2 separate regions of the Homo sapiens genome follow, and region 1 is linked to region 2. The links are chromatin loops, found by intact Hi-C in ENCODE. Cell type or tissue: pancreas. All regions are shown on one strand. Links, peaks and the distances in the headings refer to the core of each region. The heading gives the core; the rest is flanking DNA. Region 1 overlaps KANSL1 (KAT8 regulatory NSL complex subunit 1). Region 2 overlaps KANSL1 (KAT8 regulatory NSL complex subunit 1).

What was found. Hi-C counts contacts between places; a loop is a spot of excess contacts. Peaks named below come from ENCODE experiments on the same cell type or tissue, not always from the same donor. Only the 100,000 strongest peaks of a DNase experiment are listed, where the experiment ranks them.
Region 1: it touches region 2 in a loop (2.4-fold over the local background); 17 of 110 quality-filtered maps call a loop at or near these places.

The regions. Positions count from the first base shown.
Region 1 is chr17:46,183,943-46,191,646 of GRCh38, forward strand. The region is part of intron 1 of KANSL1 (KAT8 regulatory NSL complex subunit 1); the gene reads right to left. Among named protein-coding and RNA genes, the nearest start is that of KANSL1, 5.6 kb to the right of the region's middle. In pancreas, for the core only: CTCF peaks have their summits at 3,156 (motif pointing left) and 3,359; no DNase peak of the experiment used is centred there; H3K27ac peaks cover 317 bases.
Region 2 is chr17:46,059,007-46,065,184 of GRCh38, forward strand. The region is part of intron 6 of KANSL1 (KAT8 regulatory NSL complex subunit 1); the gene reads right to left. Among named protein-coding and RNA genes, the nearest start is that of STH, 63 kb to the left of the region's middle. In pancreas, for the core only: a CTCF peak has its summit at 2,665; no DNase peak of the experiment used is centred there; H3K27ac peaks cover 2,039 bases.

The DNA of each region.
Region 1 (7,704 bases), core at 1,142-6,141, 130 kb after region 2:
TCAGCATTGCCTATACAACTACTTCAAGCATCCCATATTCAAAACCCATTCCCTGCCCCAACACCAAATCCAAAACTTCCTCCTGCTCCTCAACATTGTCTATTTGAGTTAATCATGACCTCAAATCACCAACTTACTTTTTACCATAAATATTTAATTTAAACATCTACTAAATGCCAGATACAAGATAGTAAAATATAAATTAGGTGTGAAGGTAGCCTAGCTTGATAAAGTACTGTATTTCACCTGAAGGGGTCAAGGAAGGCTTCTAGAAAAGATGACATACTGACTGAATTTTGAAAGGTGAGGTGGTGCACAGAGGGTGAGGGTTGGCAACACACAGAATGACAGGCACATTCATTCCATCCTTGGTGCCAATGCCCTAGTGCAGAACCTCATTATGTACTATAGTAATTCAGGCAGTAATAATCTCCCAACTATTCTTCCTTCTTCCTGTCTCAGCAAGCCTCTAATCTAGCGTCCACTACCAAAATGATTATTAGAAAGGGAAGAAAAAAGGAAAGGAGGGGGTAAACCTAAATCTAACCATTTAAAATCTTTCACTGACTCTAGAGTAAGGATGAGTCCAAATTCCCCACACACCATTATCTGTCCCCTTTTTACATTAGACCTCATCTCCAGCCTGTCCTCACTGCAGCCACCTGAAACATATGTTTCCTGGCTCTTCTATGCCCCTGCACCTTTACTCATGCTACTCTTTCACGGTTCAGCTCAAGGTTACATGCTCTTTCAAGTATTCCCCATTACTCCCAGGTTGAGGTGGGGTCCCTCCCTCTAGGCTCTTACCTGCACCCCCATGACACCCTGGCTATTGCTCATGGTACAATATAAACTCACAATTTTGTCTTGTCTCTTTCTTCCCCAGAGTATGTACTTTTTTTTTTTTTTTTTTTTGAAACAGAGCCTCTCATTGTCACCCGGGCTGGAGTGCAGCGGCACAATATTGGCTCACTGCAACCTCCACCTCCTGAGTTCAAGCGTTTCTCCTGCCTCAGCCTCCTGAGTAGCTGGGATTACAGGCACCCGCCACCACATCTAGCTAATTTTTTGTCTTTTTTAGTAGAGACAGGGTTCCACCATGTTGGCCTGGCCTGACCTCGTGATTCGCCAGCCTCGGCCTCCCAAAGTGCTGAGATTACAGGCATGAGCCGCCACGCCTGGCCAACTATGTACTTCTTAAAAAAGGAGGGTTATAGCTTGTTTTATCTCTGTCCCCTACAAGCAGCACAATGCCTGGCAGACAGCAGACCAACACACGTTAAGCAACCTGAGCATTCTATGCTAAACCCATCAGATGAAGATCCATTAGGACGTTAATGGGGATGTCTGAAGTGATCAACCACCTAACAAGAAGAGGCATCAACTGAACCTAGGATAGGCTTCACCCACTACAAGTTCCAGTTATTTACTTGACCAAGCACCTGTACCCAGACTAGGAAACTTTTTAACTACACTTTTTAAGCTATTATTAAATGTGGTTACACAGCATTATAAAGGTAATAGCCATCAAAATCACAAATGTAATTGCTCAAACTTTTACCCAGCAACTGCACTTCTAGAAATCTATTCAACAGAAATATTCTCATAGGTACTCAAAGATGTATACACAATGCTTTCACTGAAGAACTGGAATACAAAAAAAAAACCCTAATTAAAAAGATCAAGCCATATAACAAGTATGATCCCATTAAACATATATATATACACATATATATACACACACATATATACACACACACACACACACACACACACACACACACACACACACGGATAGGCTAGGCCCCATGGCTCATGCCTGTAATACCAGCTACTCTAGAAGTCAAGGTGGGAGGACTGCTTGAGCCCAGGAATTCAAGACCAGCCTAGACAACATAGCAAGATACCATCTCAAGAAAACTTTTTTTTCTGAAGGATGTCTATATATCAAACTATTAATGGTGTTAATCCTACTTCTATGCTAGCACTGAATTCAAATTTCCTACCACTCTTTAGCTGACAAAAGACAGAGGAAAAAAAAATCATACTTTTTATCATATCTCTTTCCAACAAGCCCTAATGGTTGGTGTAAGTGCTCCTGAACAATCCTAAAATCAGCGACTTCTGGAAGATTTTAAGAATTCTAAAGGAGGCCGGGCGCGGTGGCTCATGCCTGTAATACCAGCACTTTGGGAGGCCGAGACGGGTGGATCACAAGGTCAGGAGATCGAGACCATCCTGGCTAACACAGTGAAACCCCGTCTCTACTAAAATGCAAAAAAAAAAAAAAATTAGCTGAGCATGATGGCGGGCACCTGTAGTTCCAGCTACTCGGGAGGCTGAGGCAGGAGAATGGCATGAACCCAGGAGGCAGAGCTTGCAGTGAGCTGAGATCCCGCCACTGCACCTCCAGCCTGGGGCACAGAGCGAGACTGTGTCTCAAAAAAAAAAAAAAAGAATTCTAAAGGAAACAGGTTATTCTGGGAGGGTCCATGGCCAAATTCCTGAGTTCCCACTGAAACCTACCTTATACCTTTAGAGAAAAGTCAATTAATGACTTTTAAAAGTACATTTTTCCAATGCCAATAAAATGTTAAGTCAATACTAATATCCATTTTTCATTCTCTTGGGAGGCAAGGGGTAAGGAGTAAATCACTAAGTGCAAAAAAATACAGTCCAATTTTTTGGAGACATGCTTAAGGTCTTCAAAGAGCTTCAGTTCTCCATGGTAACATATGGAGAGTTTAATGAAACTTTCCTGACAGTTCAACTTATCAGACTGGTATTTCTTTTTTCTTTTTTTTGAGACGAAGTCTCTCTCTGTCGCCCAGGCTGGAGTGCAGTGGTGCGATCTCGGCTCACTACAACCTCCGCCTCCAGGTTCAAGCAATTCTCCTGCCTCAGCCTCTTGAGTAGCTGGGACTACAGGCATGCGCCACCATGTCCAGCTAATTTTTGCTGTTTTTTTTTTTAGTAGAGACAGGGTTTCACCATGTTAAGCCAGGCTGGTCTCAAACTCCTGACCTCAGGTGATCCGCCTCGGCCTCCCAAGGTGCTGGGATTACAGGCATGAGCCACCACACCCAGCCCAGGCTGGTATTTCTATGAAGTGTCTCTCCTATACTAGAAACCAGAAACTAGCTACAGTACTTAGCTTTGAGCCTCTTTCCCTTCACACCCTCTGGTGGAGGTGCTAACAAACAGTCACAAAGGCCAAATAACAAGCAGCAAGAGGAAAGTCTAGATATGAGTTCTTAGCAATTTTTGGTTTAACATCCTAACAACAAAATTGTTATTCCTCTTTTTTATTCCCTAATACTTACCTTCCAACTGAATTTAACCAAGTCTAACCTTAAGCTCTCCCCTTTTTAAAAAGGAATTAAAAGGTGAGGGACTCCATTAAGTTTGATGTCACTCAAGCAACTTTTTCCAAATAAGAGCAGAATCTGCTGTAATTAAAATTCAGAGTAAGATCTCATTTTGGATTCCTGGTTCAGGTTACAAGAACCAGAGTTTTTAAAATAACATTTAGATAAAACTGCACTCAATCTACCTCCACTTTGCATTTCCTGACCCTCAAAATCTTGGAAAGAAACTTTAATTCTAAAAAAATTACAGCCAGGAAAAAAAAGGGTAAGTTCACAGTCAGCAACAATAAAATACACAGCTAAATAATTTCCTGGTAGAGGGCTTTCAAATGTTAACACTGTGGAAGCAGCTTAAAATCTTGGAAAAGCAAGGCTTGCAGAAAGTAACATTTATTAAACAACTATTTTGCCGCATTGTGCTACTAAATGGGGAAGGTCTACTCTATTTAAAAGGTCTCTTCCACCTTAAAGGGACTCTTTGCATAAAGGTTTAAAATCTTCATATAAAATGTTTGATTTTTTTCTTTCAGACTGCCCAAACTCATTTGTTTTTGATTCATAAACATGAGCTGTGTTTTCTACTTTGGTCAAGTCAGTTTCCGCACTCTATTTTAGCTTTACCTTTATTCTACCAAAGACAAGAAAATGCTTAATAAAAAAAAATATATATTGCAGCTCTTTTTGGAGTCCAAGTATTTTGGTAAATCACACCTTTTGGCTTATTTTCTCCTATGTATTTTGTTCTACATCCTAAAAGGCACATGGCTTAAAAAAGAAACAAATAATAATAGTTACCCCCTGCCATACTAGTCATCTCCTATGACCCACAATCCTCCCCTCAATCTGCAAGTGACACCCAAGGATATCACTTACCTCCTATATCTTCTGATAGCCTTCAAACGCTGGTGAACTCTAGTACAGTGGATATTTGTCTTTTCTAATTCATACTGTCTTCTACAGCCATAGTGTGGTTCAACTGAGTTTTGATCTCACATTTCAGGGAATGGGAAGTACTGATGAGGGAAACTTATCTTGTCATATAAACTATTGTTCTGCACAACTTTTAGTATGCCCAGAGGTATATACGCAACTTATCAGCATAGAAACTGTAATTTAAACATACATCTTCAGAAGCAACATGAGAACTAAAAAAGTCTTAAAACAGACTTCCAAGAAACAGTTATGAAGTCCAATTTTAGGAAAAAGACATGATCCAAGTGTTCTTTGCACTGACACAGTAGGCAAGCCAGGTGTCTGGGGCCATTTTACTTAAGAACCTGCCCTGTACTCCTTTCTTAAGGTAAGTAAGTAAAGAGGCACTAAGGTAAAATACGCTTCCCAAGACATAGACTAATCAAATCACTCAAGGCAGGAACATTTAAAATGAAGAAAGAGTACAACGAAAGCTGCTTTAAAACTCTAAATAAGACAAGCAAGGGGCCAGGCCCGGTGGCTCACGCTTATAATCCTAGCACTTTGGGAGGCTGAGGTGGGTGGATCACCTGAGGTCCGGAGTTCAACACCAGCCTGGCCAACATGGCAAAACCCCATCTATACTAAAAATAGAAAAAAATTAGCCAGGCGTGGTGGTGGGCACCTGTAATGCCAGCTACGCAGGAGGCTGAGGTAGGAGAATCGCTAGAACCCTAGGGGTGGAGGTTGCAGTGAGCCAAGATCGCGCCACTGCACTCCAGCCTGGGCAACAGAGCAAAGATTGTCTCAAAAAAAAAAAAAAAAAAAAAAAAAAAAAAAAAAAGACAAGCAAGGTTATATGCTCCCGTTGCTCAACCTACTCAGGAGGCTAAGGCAGGAAGATCACTTGAGCCCCGGAGTTCAGGCACTCTAAACTGTAGCGCACAATGATTACATCTGTGCACGCCAACCTGGGAATCACAGCGAGACCCCGAGACCTCGTCTCTAAAATGAAAAAGAAACAAAATCTCTAAACCACTCAATAAGATTTACTCTGGGGCAATCAACAGACAACCACTTATTCAGTTTACCCTAGTCCCTCCCCTCTAAACTCAAGGAATGGAACGGAGAGGTCCTTTGTTGGGGGGTGGAGAGGGACAATAAAACTATATACATCTATCTAGCAAGAAAGTCGCTTATTTCTGTGTCTTAATGGACTCACCAAGAAGAAAAAAATAGCCCCTACCCATCTCCCCACAAGCTGAAAAAACATAAAAGGAATACGCATTACTCTTTAAACATGGCGTTTACTATGTTTAGAAAATCCAGTGTGGATTAGTTTGGTGTTTTATAGCACATTTTAAAAATTGCTTGTCTAGGCTAAGCGTAGTGGTTCATGCCTGTAATTCCGGCACTTCTGGGAGGCCGAGGCAGGTGGATCACTTGAGGTCAGGAGTTCGAGACCAGCCTGGCCAACATGGTGAAACCCCCGTCTCTACTAAAAATACAAAACTTAGCTGGGCATGGTGGCACACGCCTGTAGTCCCAATGGCACATGCCTGTAGTCCCTGCTACCCAGGCGGCTGAGGCACGAGAATCGCTTGAACCTGGGAGGCGGAGACTGCAATGAGCTGAGATAGCACCACTGCACTCCAGCATGGGCGACAGAACGAGACCCTGCCTCAAAAAAAAAAAAAAAAAAAATTGCTTGCCTGATATAACAAGGTAACTAAGCTTTACTCGCAAAGGGGCCTAATCAGAACCTCTCAATACTAAAATACCTTCTCAAACAACCACAACACCCCTATGTTTACAGAGTACACAAATCAGGTCATAACGAACAGAACAAACCTAAAACTTCTTATTCACTTTAAAATGCAATTAAAACCTGTGGTCAACTCAATCCTCTACAGAAGACGCAGAGACACTGGTTACAATGTAGCATTACTAGAGATGGAAGAGTAGCCTTAGTGACAGTGAAGAAAAAAGTTTAGTATAGTTACTTCACTTTCTTCTCACCTTGATATGAGTTCACAAGTGAACTAAGGCCTACTCATTTTCTAACTTCCAGAATTTTCCTCAACAGGAAACACTCACGTAACAAAGAGTGCTCTGCAGGTTTAACCAGAGAAATAACATGTGTAGGCAGGAAGAAAGAAAATCAGACAAAAATTTAACATCTCACGTTGGTAAAGCACCAAAGTCAAATACGAATGTTCTGAACGTGGCTTTCAGAAAAGATGCAAGAAAACTTCTAAAATACTTCACTTCAGTGGACTCATATAGATGGAAAGACCGAAAATCCCACCCTACCATAAAGGCTCTAATAATTCTTAACTGATCATTCTTTTAACTGGTCACAATCACAGACACTGGTATATACTCAAATGAGGTGGCCATCAGTGACAACCATCTTCACCATAATATAGACATTAAGAACCTTTGTAACATTTAATGTTTCCCTCCAAGTAGTTCAAAAAATAAAAAGTCAATCACCTCAAATTATGAGGTACTAACAAATACACCAAATATGCTAAAGGTCGAAGGAACGGCACACTTTGTTGCATAAACCTAGTGGAAATCCAATTCAGAATTTCATGACTGAAGGTAGTTATTCCACATTTATAATACATTTTTTAAATTCCCAAGGGATGAGCATTTTTACCTTGCCTTATTTTTAGAACTACACATCACACTGCACATATCACATGACATGATGTAACTGTTAGCAAAGAAAATGGTCCAAACCATTGACAATGTACATGGTAAATCAGGATCAATGCATACTCAAGAACCACATTTCGTATTTACTTTAAAAAAAAAGTTTCTTAATTCAAAATGTTTTTTCAAATTGAAAAAATGTCTAGTAACCTATGTAGAAAAAACCAGAAATGTACTTCGTATTTTATAAAATAGGAGTTTACCCAATTATGGGAAAAACTGATATAAAGAAACAGATAAAGGAATAACATACTTCTAAAACTACAGGATTAAAAGTAAAAATTTTCTAGATCAACACCGAAATGCTAATAAATACACTTAGCATTAGGCACAAAACAATTACTACTCAAAAGTATTCACTGTTGATAGGTTAAAAAAATAGTTTTAACTGACAACGCCTGTAGACAATTGAAATTTTCTAAATTGGTCAGACAGCATGCTAGAAAAGGAACCAAGTAGAGCCTATAGGAAAGGGGAAAGGGAAAACACACCCACTTAAGCCTTTGTAAATAGTGGTCCTTTAACTGACCCAAAAAGCAGAGAAAACAGAAATTACAGACCATCCTGACAAATGGAAAACATATTCTAACGTACTAGTTTCCATACTTGAAAGGACTTTCAAAATGAAGTTCAGTAGCAATCTATAACTATATCATGATTATGCAAGGCAAAGATTATGTAATTTTATCGTTTATTTTAAAAT
Region 2 (6,178 bases), core at 1-5,000:
ACTGCACTCCAGCCTGGGCAACAGAGCGAGACTCCATCTCGGAAAAAAAAAAAAAGAAAGAAAGAAAAAAAAAAGAGCAGAGCTTTTGGTACTCTTGTAGGGCTGAATGGATAACACTAGAGACTTGAAATGTCAAATTATCAATAAAAAGAGGACAGGGAACTAAGCATGACACACTTCCAAGTACCACCCTCCCAAAGAAAAAGCTGAAGTTGTGAATGGTAGGAGGCTACAAAGCTAAGTGGAAAGTCTCTGAAAAGGGCAGAGATGTTTCTGGCAGTCTCGTGAGGAGACTAGAATTAGATCTCAGGATATGCTAAGAGGAAAGGAGGCTGGGCACAGTGGCTCACACCTGTAATCCCAGCACTTTGGGAGGCTGAGGCGGGCAGACCACCTAAGGTCAGGAGTTCGAAACCAGCTTGGCCAACATGGTGAAACCCCGTCTCTACTAAAAATACAAAAATTAGCTGGGCATGGTAGCACGCGCCTGTAGTCCCAGCTACTTGGAAGGCTGAGGCAGGAAGGAGAATCATATGAACCCGGGAGGCAGACGTTGCAGTGAGCCAAGATCATGCCATTGCACTTCAGCCTGGGTGACAGAGCGAGGCGAGGCTCTGACTCCAAAAAAAAAAAAAAAAAAAAGAGAGAGAGAGAGAGAGAAAAGGAAACTGATCAACACATGTTCTCAGCTGGAACTAAGAGAGAGAAACAGACTGTTATCTTTTTGAGACAGAGTCTAGCTCTGCTGCCCAGACTGGAGTGCAGTAGCTTGATCTTGACTCACTGCAACCTCTGCCTCCCAGCTTCAAACCATTCACCTGCCTCAGCCACCTGTGTAGCTGCCACCACAGCTGGCTTTTTTATTTTTGAGATGAAGAGATTGCACCACTGCACTCCAGCCTGGCGACAGAGCGAGACTCCATCTTGGGGGAGGGGAGGGGGACAAAAAACAAACAACAACAACAAAAAATCAGCCTGTGCAACACAGTGAGACCTGCATCTCAATAAAATAATGAGATAAAATACTTGATACACGAAGAAATTCCCACGTTCCCTTAATTAATACTGCAATGCTATCAATTCTCTTTGAAGGAATTCCCAAGAAATACTCAATTTAATACTTATGAAGGAATTAATACCAAAGTAAAACTCTATTCACCATTTTCTGTTAATCATAGCATATTCGTCCAAAACACTAAAAGAATTCTTTTGGCTCAAGGACAGGTTATAATCATTTGCTTTTGCTTTGCATTTGATATTCGTTATCTAACTCATCCACTGTTAACATGTGGAAAGATTTTCAAAGGTTTGGCAACTCTATCACAATCAAGCATATCCCACAACTGGCTCTTGAAGATCCATCAGAGTGAAGAAACAAAACGTGTAAGCTTCTATTTTATCTCAGTCTTTCAAAATTTATTTTGTATGTGTTTTATAATGTATATATAAAACACCGTCATAACAGTTTAGAGGTAACTGTTCCAAGCACAGAGTGATTTCTGAGTATTCTTTTAGTAGCTTTATGTCCTAAGGTACAATTTTCTACATGGCATGCTTGCTCCTTTCCAAATGTCTAACTAGTATGAAAAAGTTGGTTGGGCCTCCAAGGTCTATTGCACTCTGTCAAGGAAGAACGTATCAAATTATTAACTTTTAATACTGACTCATATTCTAGTTCATTAGTCCTCAACCATGGTGTCATGAAACTGGATTTAAATAGGTGGAATCAAAACTAGGAGGCCTAGAATCATATATTAACACCTTTATTTACCCTGATGTCTACAGGAAACCTGGTCATAGCCATGAGAGAATGCCCTGTACAAAAATGTCACTCTTCAAGTGTGATACAATGGGAAGAAGAGGAGGACTACTCGGAATTCTATGGAAGCCAGCTTTAAAATTTGGCCCAGAGCAATCCCCCCTATGACAACAAGGACTACAAAATTCTAAAATGATGCCAGTACACTGCCAATTTGTTAGGAAATTGCTACTTTTTAAAAAATTGAAAGAAATGCTATTAAGGGCAATAAAAATTTCAAGGGTATGTTAGTAATAAATGTAGCCATTACCTATTCTACTGGTTATTAGTACAAAAAAACCCAGCCTTTTCAACCATTCATTTCCAAACACTGATGGTTTCCACTGCCAGACTATACACAAGTTTCTAATGGTCCACAGTAAATTGAGAATGAGAACAATGCAGTAAATTATTAATAAAACTACATTCTTTTCTTTTTTAAAAAAATACTATTTGTCTTATGGTTTAATTATAAACATAATTTTACTTAAAAAATAAAAAGCAACCTTATTTGAAAATTGGCTGGTACCAATTTTATTTTAATAACTTTATTGATCTGAAATCTTAGTACGTTTAGGTTAAGTTATAAACACCTACTTCACTTAGGCACTGGGCCAGGAAAAGAACATAATGGCATATAAGAACTTTCCACTGGAGTGCTTCTTCATTCACTTAGATAATTACTAACATCCACCATACTAGACCCCTAAAGTGATGAAACACACAATAAATAGCAATATAGGCTATTCAGTAATTACAACTAGTAATTCCGTCATTTTATAATAAAATTATGATTTAGGAAGTACTCCATGTTCTCCATGAGCCTTACTCTGATATTCACTTACCACACCCTAGTGGTTATTCCTTAGATTACATTTAAAATATTCCACATTCAGAGTTGTAGAGGCCTTAGACTATTATCTCCTCCAGGATTACTACTGTTAGTCTGTCTTTCCACCTCCAGTCTCTTGTGCCAATCCATCCCAAACATAATAGTTACAGATTGGCCGGGCGCGGTGGCTCACGCCTGTAATCCCAGCACTTTGGGAGGCCAAGGCGGATGGATCAGCTGAAGTCAGGAGTTCGAGACCAGCCTGGCCAACATGGTGAAACCTTGTCTCTACTAAAAATACAAATATTAGCCAGGCGTCGTCGTGGGTGCCTGTGATCCCAGCTACTCAGGAGGCTGAGGCAGGAAAATTGCTTGAACCCGGGAGGCGGAGGCTGCAGTGAGCTGAGATTGTGCCATTGCACTCCAGCCTGGGTGACAGATCAAGACTCCGACTCAAAAAAAAAAAAAAAAAACAAACAAACAAAAAAAAAAAAAAAACATGTTACAGCAGATTTACCTCCCCCAAAATAGCTTACAACACTTCTCTGCTCAAAAATTTAAAACTTATAGACTGAAACCCAAATCATCAGTTTGGGCATTCAAGGCTTCCTATTTATTTACTGATAGATCTCATTTCTCTTTATTCCCAACGAGTTTAACTTACTGAACACTTTGTTTTAGTCATTGATTTTAAGAAGTACAAGTGATATAACAACAGCTTTTTTTTTTTTTTTTTTTTTTTAGATGGACTCTCACTCTCTCACCAGGCTGGAGTGCTGTGGCGAGATCTCAGCTCACTGCAACCTCTGACTTCTTGGTTCAAGCGATTCTCCTGCCCCAGCCTCTCGAGTAGCTGGGATTACAGGCACGTGCCACCACGCCCAGCTAATTTTTGTATTTTTAGTAGAGATGGGGTTTCATCATGTTGGCCAGGGTGGTCTTGATCTCCTGACCTCATGATCTGCCCCACCTTGGCCTCCCAAAGTGCTGGGATTACAGGCATGAGCCACTGTGCCTGGCCAGCCTTTTTAAGGGCAAAAGAGTTACTGCACTAAACGTGCATCTCAATTTTAAGATATATTCCAGCCATAATTCAACTAAGCTGATAGCCCTTTAAAAACACAGTAATTGGGCTGGGTGTGGTGGCTCACGCCTGTAATCCCAGCACTTTGGGAGGCCGAGGCGGGTGGATCACTTGAGGTCAGGAGTTCGAGACCAGTCTGGCCAACACGGTGAAACCTCATCTCTACTAAAAATACAAAAAATAGCTGGGCGTGGTGGCGTATGCCTGTAACCCCAGCTACTCGGGAGAATGAGGCAGGAGAATCGCTTGAACCCGGGAGGAGGAGGTTGCAGTGAGCCGAGATCGCACCATTGCACTCCAGCCTGAGCAACAGAGCAAGACTCCATCTCAAAGAAAAAACAAAACAAAACAAAACCTCAATGAGTTCCCTCAAGTATGTTTTATTTGGTTCTGGAATGCAGTAGAGATCATTTAAGATGCAGGTAAGGAAAAAATATTAATCACTTGCTTTGTGTGTTCTGTACTCTGTACTCACAATAACTGTGAACTCACTGTCATGTAACAATATTAGAACATAATTTACCTGTTAACTTCTTTGCTGTCATTAGAAAGTAAGCTCCATGAAGATAAGGGCTTTGTTTTCCTTACCAATGCAACCTGGCTGCCCTGAATAATACGGTGGGCATTCAAAAATGCTGTTGAATAAATCTGTCTGGAAAACCGAGCAATTCAAGATGACAGAAGACAAGATGCTTGCTCATCAGCAAATACCACTGAGGTCATGTCATGAGTGAGGAGCCATGTGAGACACAGAAAGCAACCTAGACAGAAGGAATGGGGTGTGTCTCTAACTCTGGAAGAACTCCAGCTTTCTGCTAGATCTAGTACATGGTATATTTCCCAAAGTCAACTAATTTCTCTGTCTTATTTTTCATGCAGCTTACTTTTGTGTCAGGATGATTCTGTTTTAGAAAGTGGCATTGGAACAAAAGGATATTTAGTTTTATGCCTATCTCTTGCCTAAGCTACCTTTTATAATTTTATATGTACATTCAAAACTACATTCGTTCTTAGGCATGGATCAGAAGAAGGTTGGCTACTTCACATATTAAAAAACAAAATCCAGGAGGCCACCACATACTTCAGAAAATTTTTATACGACTCCTGATGTCATGCCATAGTGGCTGGTAAACTGCCAAAACAGAGGAAGGGTGCTTTATTTTCATGAGGTGGCGGTTTTTTTTTTTTTTTTAAAATGTAAAAGCATTCTGTGTTAAATTCATCAAGGAATTGACAAAAAGCTATTTTCCTACACTTGACAGTAATATACTGTTTTCTGACATTCCTGTTATCAACTCCTCTGAAAATCTTTTAGAGATATACGACTATTAGTAAAAAAAAAAAAAAAAAACAAAAAAAAACTGAGACTGAAATGTCAATATGAAAACCCTGCCAAATACCTTATTCTTATCTATTTCTGCTATTTTGATATTTCAGGTAGAGTCCGAGGAATAGACAGGAAGAAATGGTATCGCCTGACAGTCAATTCTACAATTCTTTTCTTTAAAGAGAACATGGCAAACTTACACAGTACAACTGCATACTAGAATAAAACAAGGAAAGTACTGAAAATTCACCATGCAAATACTAATTGTTCCAGCAATTCTCTCATCTCCCTTATTTGTCATTAGCAAATATGTTGCTAGTGGCTCTCTTAAGAAAAATTCCCATTCTCTGCTCTCTTTTACAGCAACATTCTTTGAAAATGTTATCTACAATGGTTCCCTCAATTCCTTCTGTGGCCTTGTCTCCTGAAACCACTCCAACCATGCTTTAATTCACCTTTCTCCCTCTACCAAAACTGCTCACCAATGTCTGCAACAACCCCACCCCACTAAATTCAATGGTCTCAATTCTCAGCCTTCATCTTACTGATCCTGTCTGTAACAACTGACACAGACAATCCCTCCTCCTCCTCCCTCTCCAAAACACTTTCTCCCCTTGCCTTTCACATACCACACTCTCTTGGTTTTTCTTCTACTTTATTCGTCACTCCCTTCCCAATCCTTTCCTCATCTTTCACAGGAATGAGGAGGAATACCTAAGCTCTGGAATACATCAAAGGGCTAATCCATATACCTCTTCTTTATCTGAGCTCTCCAGCACTCTCTATTCCCTCCTCTATTGCATTTCTCTCTCCAGGATTTTTTTTAATTAATTAATTTTTTATTATTATTATACTTTAAGTTTTAGGGTACATGTGCACAACGTGCAGGTTAGTTACATATGTATACGTGTGTTTTTTTTGTTTGTTTTTTTGTTTTTTTAAAAGACAGAGTCTCAATCACTCTGTCATCCAGGCTGGAGTGCAGTGGCACAACCATGGTTCACTGCAGTGTCAACCTGGTGGGCTCAAATGATCCTCCCGCCTCAGCCTCCTGAGCAAATGGACTACACACGCTCGCCCACAGCAGGCTTTTTTTTTTTTTAAAGATATGGGGTCTCACTATGTTGCCCAGACTGG